Linked DNA regions of Homo sapiens: all the other regions are linked to region 1. A link is an interaction called in ENCODE POLR2A ChIA-PET data of the cell type or tissue named here. Cell type or tissue: OCI-LY7. All regions are shown on one strand.

Region 1 (2,500 bases):
TCACTCAGTGCTCAGTACTTAATTTTCCACTGCACCACAACTGTCTTAACTAAATGTGCTGTATTTTTCTTTAAAAGTTAAGAGTTCTATTTGGTGTTTTCAGGAATATACGTGAAAAGACATGCCATGTTTTGGTAAATACCATCAGAGTTGTGTAAAGGCGTGTACTAAGTGCAATCTTAATTTGTGGAAATAATCTTCATTTACCCCTCCTAAAACTACACTCAGTATAAACACTTTCCCATAAGGTGTGTGCAGTAAAAATGTTATATTACTCCAACACTGGCAGGAGCACAGCACAGCAGCCTTATTGGAGAGAGCCTTATAAAAGTGATTAAATGGAGGCATTGAGCTCATTACCTTTAAGTTTACTTTGTGCTGACCTTTGTTCCTGTTTTGAGAATCTCATATAATTATTAAAAAAAAAAAACAATTAAAACGAAACGGCGGGGCCTAGCTGTGTATAAATGATCCTTGCTGAATATCTTAAGGTTTTTTGTAAGAAAAAAGAAAAACCAACAAAAAAAGCTTATTTTCACATTAAAATGAAACCTCTTTTGCAACTTAAGAATTCTATGGAAAAGCAGTTTTTATCATATTTTGTGTCCATGCACCATTTTTCTTAAAATGGCTTACAAAAAAGAATGTAAACAATTTGTGATCTGGCCAGTTGTACTTTTAGCTCCCAGAGGGAGAGTTGGTGGTATTATGAGTTGAGTAAAAACCATCCAGGGGAACTTGAGGGAGCAGTCTGTTGCCAGTAATGTTCCTTGTGTGCCATTAAACCACCTCCAGATGAGTGGAGGAACATCACTTTTTAATTTTTTAATTGTATTTGGAATTGTTGCCGTGTACTAAGAACTTGACCTAAATAAAATCCCACAAAGTATATTCAGGTGTCTTGTTAACTTATTTATATAAATAACCTCTTTTTCTAAGGTGGTATCTTGAGTTTACGTGTTAGGGATAATCTGACTTTTCTGTTGCTCTAAACCAGGGAGCTGCCTTTTATTACTGAAGAAGTCGTCTTTTTAAATTTTCAAAGATTTAAAATGTTGAGCTTTAAATTTGATCTCAAGTTTCTTCCCTGAAGACAGCTGTTCTAATTAAGAACTTTCTAATCCTGTTTTTGCTCCACTCGCACCTGGGGTTTTCTTACCACTTTTCTCCAAATCTAATTCTGTTAATGTACAGTTTTTTTAATTCAACAGACAAACACTGAAGATGGGTGTTGACTAAAAAATATTGCAGACTGGTCAGAAGTGAATCTAAAAGACAAACCACTAACTAGCCTGTGCTTTGTTGCTATGAGAGCCTAGATTATAAAAGAATTTTCTAATGATGTATCTGAGGGTAGCAAGTAAGTTTGTCTTCACAATACCCAAAATGATGTTTCAGCTTTTCTCACTTTTCAAGCCCATCTTATTTCCTCTGTACCTTTATTATTTTGGTATCATTAGGTAAGGTGAAGAATAATGTAGGAAACAAATACCCAGCTAAAACATTTATGGGTTTCTCGTATTTGTGAATAGGATTTTAGGCGTCAGAGCAGTCTTGTCTTGTCTCAAAGATAGATAGTATCCAATCTTTTGTTAATAAGCCTATTGCTTGACTTTTTTGGGTTACTTTGGAATTACACATTTGGTTGAACGGCTTTGTGGATCTGGGGCATATGCCAATTAAGGGGCACATGCCATGCGTTCTGTTTTCCTGTCAGCCTGTGTACACTGCTGCTTCTGAAGGCATAAGTACAGGTGCAGTTTCCACAACCACGTATGATTGACAGATGGTGAACGAAAGGGGAAGGCTTCCACTTTTTTTGCCCTAGTTTGGTACATAATAAAGTGATTGCAAACACATTATACATTTATACATACCTTCACATGGCAGTCCAACACGTAATTGTGACTCCAAAGATTTGAAACAAACAAAAGGCATTCCTTTTTGTATTACTTTACTTTGTACTTAGTTCTTTGTTTAAAGAAGAAAAATCTTTTTTACCTTTTTTTTTTTTTTGAGACGGAGTCTCGCTCTGTTGCCCAGGCTGGAGTGCAGTGGCACAATTTCAGCTCACTGCAAGCTCCACCTCCTGGGTTCATGCCATTCTCCTGCCTCAGCTTCCCGAGTAGCTGGGACTACAGGCGACTGCCACCACTCCTGGCTAATTTTTTTTTGTATTTTTAATAGAGACGGGGTTTCACCATGTTAGCCGGGATGGTCTCGATCTCCTGACCTCGCGATCCACCCACCTCGGCCTCCCAAAGTGCTGGGATTACAGGCGTGAGCCACCGCACCCGGCTGAGAAGAAAAGTCTTTCTTTAAAAGCTGTTGTCACTTAATCACCAATGTATTTAATGGCCAAATTTCCCTAGTTGGTATAAACTACTCTTAAAAGTTAACAAATTGAACATATCAAACTAGTTTATTTACCACACTTAATTTCTTCTGTGTATGGCCTATGTTTTGGGTACCCTGACATGAAATGCAAAACCAGATTCTT
Region 2 (2,500 bases), 270 kb before region 1:
TACTCTAAATCAAAGTACCGTCTTTACTTATAATATACATATTGTTATATCTAACAGTCAGGAACACAATTAGCAGTCAGAAATTACAGAAAGGCTATAATATTGTTTTTTACTTTATGTTTAATAGATATTTTGTGTTTAAAACAGGTATCCAACACTCACAGCCTTCCAGTGATACATTGCTTTTGGAAGTAGTGAAACAAGTAAAAGTTAGTGATATGGTGGAGGATAAATTAGACCTTCCTGAAGAGGATATAACAGCTAGAGTAAATGTGTATGTATAAATATTTAAAATTATTTTGTTCTGAGAAAGGGGATTGCAAAATCGTGGAAAAGATTTGCTTGAAATTCTAACACCATGTATTTCCAGGGTCCAACAGTTAATGCTGTATCAGCTGTTAGGATTTTATCAGTATTAACTGAGATTATTGAGGAAGGCTTCTTAGAACTGGGATAACATGGAACTGGACCTTGAAATTAGAAAATATTTAGAACTGTACGATAATGAAAGCAGTACATCGAATTTGTGAGATTCAGCTATACCTGTGTTCAGATGGAAATGTACAGCACAAAATATAAACTGTTAAGCAAAAGAAATAGCATTATAAAGACAAAGCAGAAATTCATGAAAGAGAAAAACAAAAAGAAAGATTAAAAACATTGAAGCCTGGTTATTAAAAACAAGCAAACAAAAAGCAAAAAACATAAACCTCTAGCCAGACTGATTAAAAGAAAGACAACATAATTTGCCTATATTAGGATTGAAAGAGGAGATATTGCCACAAATAATAAAATGACTGAAAAGAATAGTAATAACTTTATGCCTGTAAGTTTGACAGCTTAATGAAACAAATTCTTTGAAAGATACAAATTACCCAACCTCTGCAAGAAGAAACAGATAACCTGAAAAGCCTTAGATACATTTTAAAATTTTTAATTTGTACTTCAAAAGCTCTCTTTAAGCAAATGTAAAATGTATTAATTTCCTCATCTCCTCTTTGTGTCACTACTGTCATACGTATTACATTTCTTTGTATAAGTTCAGTAATACAGTTTCATAGTTGCTGTTTTATGCAGTTGTCTTTAAATGAATTATAGGAGGAAAACAAATATATGTTATTTATGCTTTGTTTGCTACATAATTATCAAGTATCATACTTGTGCACTTTATTTCTTTGTGTGTACATTCATTTATCATCTGATATCATTTCCTTTCAGCCTAAAAGACTTTCTCCAGTTTTTTTGTGTGTGTTTTTCTGTAGGGTTTTTTTTTTTTTTTTTTTTTTGAGACAGGATCTCGCTGTGTCACCTCAACTGGAGTGCAGTGGTGTGATCACAGCTCACTGGAGCCTCCACCTCCTGGTCTCAAGTGATCCTCCTGCCGCAGCCTCCTGAGTAGCTGGGACTATAGGCACACCACCATGTCTAGCTCATTTTTAAATTTTTTTACGGAGACAGGGTCTCACTGTATTGCCCAGGCTGGTCTCGAACCTCTGGGCCCACATGATCCTCCCGTCTTGGTTTCCCAAAGTGCTTGGATTACAGGCCACCAGAGAGTGAGCCGCTGCACCCAGCCCTCTAGTATTTCTAATAAGGAAGGTCTGATTGCCACAAACTCTCTGTTTCTTATCCAGGGAGGTCTTTATTTTTGTTAATCCAGGTATATCTCACAAACATAAAATTTACCATTTTTAATGCATACAATACAGTGGGGTTTTTTTAATGTTTTCACAAGTTTGTGCAACCATCCCTACTATATAATTCCAGAACATTTATGTCACCCCAAAAGGAAATCTTGTACCTTTGAGTGGTCGGTCCCAGTTTTCCCCTTCTCACATAACCTGGCAACCACTAATTACTTTGTCTCTGTGGATTTGCCTACTTTGGACATTTTCTGTAACTCCTACAATTTGTATCTGGCTTATTTTCATTTGGAATAATGTTTTCAAGATTCATTCGTGTCATAGCATATGAGAGTACTTTATTCCTTTTTGTGGCTGAATAATATTTTAAATAATTTTCCATTTATAACCATTTATGGTTATCCAGAATATGGATAATCACATTTTGCTTATCCATTCATCAATCATGAGCATTTAGGTTGTTTCTACTTTTAGGCTATTATGAATAGTACTTCCATGAATATTCAGGTACAAGTTTTTGTGCAAACATAAGTTTTTTGTTGTCTTGGTTATCTACTGAGGAGTATAATAGTTAGATCATATGATAATTCTGTTTGAACTTTTGAGGAATTACCAAACTGTTTTTTACAGGGACTGTGTCATTTTTCATTTTCACCAGCAAGGTATGAGTGTTCTAATTTCTCCACATCTACCTCAACTCTTGTTATTTTCCTTGTGGTTTTGTAAAAATTCATTATAGCCATCCTAGATGGTTTGAAGTCGTTTCTATCTTATTTGCATTTTCCTAGTACCTAATAATGTTGAGCATCTTTCCATGTGCTTGTTTGCCATTAATATATATCTACTTTGGAGACTAT
Region 3 (2,500 bases), 170 kb before region 1:
GTGTATATATTTATGGGGTACATGAGGTATTTTGATACAGACATACAATGTGTAATAATCACATTAGGGTAAATCAGGTATCTTTTTTTATTTTTTTCAGTCAAGGTCTCGCACTGTTGCCTGGGCTCAAGTGCAGTGGCACAATTATAGCTCACTGGAGCATCGAATTCCTGGGCTGAAGGGATCCTCCTGCCTCAGCCTCCTGAGTAACTAGGACCACAGGCACGTGCCACCCTGCCCAGCTAATTTTTGTATTTTTATGTAGAGATGCGGTCACACTATATTTCCTATGCTACTCTTAAAATCCTGGTCTCAAGTGATCCTCCTGCCTCGGGCTCCCGAAGCACTAGGATTACAGGTGTGAGCCACTGTGCCTCAGGCCTTTACAGTATCCACTTTTAAAAATTACATTTGGAAGCTGGGCATAGTGGCACATGCCTGTATTCCCAACTACTCAGGAGGAAGGATCGCATCAGCCCAGGAGTTCAAGGGTATTGTGAGTGATAATTGTGCCTGTGAATAGCCCCTGCACTCCTGCCTGGGCAACATAGCAGGACCCTATGTTTAAAAAAAAAAAAAAAAAAAACGGTTAGTAAATGTTGAATGCCATTTTTCCCATATGGAAGTTCTAGCTGAAACTCACACTTTCCATTTAAGACTTGAGACTGACTTTCTCAGTCCACTGTAAGCATTAATTAATACATTGGTTCTACTCTGCACACTTCTGCTTCTAAAAACAAACTGAACAAGACCTTCCTTTGCCTGTGGTTGCTGCTGATTAGTTTCTATCTTTTCCAGCTTTCATCTGTAACTGATAGCCAGTATTCTCAGGGCTATCAGGAGGCTTGTGCACCCAAATTCCCATTCTCTCATTGTTACCATTCCTGTTTTGTATCTCAAGGTTCTGTATTGGTTGTACATACGTCGTGTTCTTTGAAGCTCTCAGGCTGCCTGCTTTTTGTTTGCCATAGCTGTTCCTGTTACCTCTCATTTTCCTCCCTGGAGGCAGTTATGTTGCCTCTATTTAAGCACTCACCAGTCAGAATCTTCCTATTCTGCTTAAATACCCAACATTTGTCAGTAAGAAATAATTTTGTATTTAATTGTGTATCCCCAGGAATTTTGCCCATTTCTCTTTGCCTTGCTTTCAATCATGATAGAAGCACCTTTTTCTTTTCAATAATATTATTGTTAAAAGCCTTAATTATTTTGTCTTCTCTGCTTCAAACTAAGTAATTCTGACTTCCTTAATCTTTTATCACAGGCTCTGTTCTCCAAACTTTCAGTCTTTTCTGTTGTTCCATATTCCATTGTTTTCTCCTCCTACTCATTCAGAGGCAAATTAAGGTGGTTTTTTAAGTTTTGGTTTGTAGACTATGTCGTTATGTGAGAAATTTACTTTAGTTTTGTATTGTCAACCCCATAGCACAAGCCAGGTACTTAATTTAGGCATTAGTCAGTGATATAGTTTGAATATTTGTCCCTGCGCAAATCTCATGTTGAATTGTAATCCCCAGTGTTGGGGGTGGGGCTTGGTGGAAGGTGATTGGATCATGGGAGTGGAGTCCTCATGGCTTGGTGCTATCCTCACGGTAGTGAATTCTTGTGAGATGTTGTTTAAAAGTGTGTGGCACCTTCCCCCCTCTCTCTTGCTCCTGCTTTTGCCATGTGACCTGCTACCTCCCCTTTGCCTTCTGCCATGATTATAAGCTTCCTGAGGCCTCATCAGAAGCCAGGTAGGCACCTGGCACCATGCGTTCTTTATAAATTACCCAGTCGCAGCCGGGCACAGTGGCTTTTGCCTGTAATCCCAGCACTTTGGGAGGCCAAGGCGGGCAGATCACGAGGTCAGGAGTTCGAGACCAGCCTGGCCAATATGGTGAAACCCCATCTCTACAAAAAATACAAAAATTAGCCAGGCGTGGTGGCACATGCCTGTAGTCCCAGCTACTTGGGAGGCTGAGGCAGAAGAATCGCTTGAACCTGGCTAATTTTTGTATTTTTAGTAGAGACGGGGTTTCACCATGTTGGCCAAGCTGGTCTCGAACTCCTGACCTCGTGATCTGCCCACCTCAGCCTCCCAAAGTGCTGGGATTACAGGCATATCTTTTTATTTTTTTTTGAGACAGAGTCTCACTCTGTCATCCAGGCTGGAGTGCAGTGGCACTATCTCAGCTCACTGCAACCTCCACCTCCCAAGTTCAAGTGATTCTTCAGCCTCAGCTTCCTGAGTAGCTGGGATTACAGGCACCGACCACCATGCCCAGCTAAATTTTGTATTTTTAGTAGAGACAGGGTTTCACCATGTTGGTCAGGCTGGTCTTGAACTCCTGACCTCAGGTGAGCCACATGCCTTGGCCTCCCAAAGTGCTGGGATTGCAGATGTGAGCCACTGTGCCCAGCCTATTTATTTATTTTTTGAGACAGTGTCACTCTGTCGTCCAGGCCGGAGTGCAGTGGCGCAATTTCTGCTCATCACAACCTCCACCTCGCGGGTTCA

What was found. Peaks named below come from ENCODE experiments on the same cell type or tissue, not always from the same donor. Only the 100,000 strongest peaks of a DNase experiment are listed, where the experiment ranks them.
Region 2: POLR2A ChIA-PET joins it to region 1 with 5 read pairs; 2 of 35 experiments call an interaction of 5 or more read pairs at or near these places.
Region 3: POLR2A ChIA-PET joins it to region 1 with 5 read pairs; 3 of 35 experiments call an interaction of 5 or more read pairs at or near these places.

Annotation. Positions count from the first base shown.
Region 1 is chr2:203,431,279-203,433,778 of GRCh38, forward strand. It overlaps ABI2 (abl interactor 2), which reads left to right. Exons shown (of 12, transcript NM_001375670.1): 12 at 1-891. RAPH1 (Ras association (RalGDS/AF-6) and pleckstrin homology domains 1) reads right to left here. Exons shown (of 14, transcript NM_213589.3): 14 at 2,404-2,500. Among named protein-coding and RNA genes, the nearest start is that of RAPH1, 100 kb to the right of the region's middle. In OCI-LY7, a CTCF peak has its summit at 566; DNase peaks (open chromatin) are centred at 1,143 and 1,773; H3K4me3 peaks cover 851 bases; H3K27ac peaks cover 1,782 bases.
Region 2 is chr2:203,157,552-203,160,051 of GRCh38, forward strand. It overlaps NBEAL1 (neurobeachin like 1), which reads left to right. Exons shown (of 56, transcript NM_001378026.1): 36 at 148-274. Among named protein-coding and RNA genes, the nearest start is that of CYP20A1, 80 kb to the right of the region's middle. In OCI-LY7, no CTCF peak of the experiment used is centred here; no DNase peak of the experiment used is centred here.
Region 3 is chr2:203,257,823-203,260,322 of GRCh38, forward strand. The region is part of intron 4 of CYP20A1 (cytochrome P450 family 20 subfamily A member 1); the gene reads left to right. It also overlaps the pseudogene RN7SL670P. Among named protein-coding and RNA genes, the nearest start is that of CYP20A1, 20 kb to the left of the region's middle. In OCI-LY7, no CTCF peak of the experiment used is centred here; no DNase peak of the experiment used is centred here.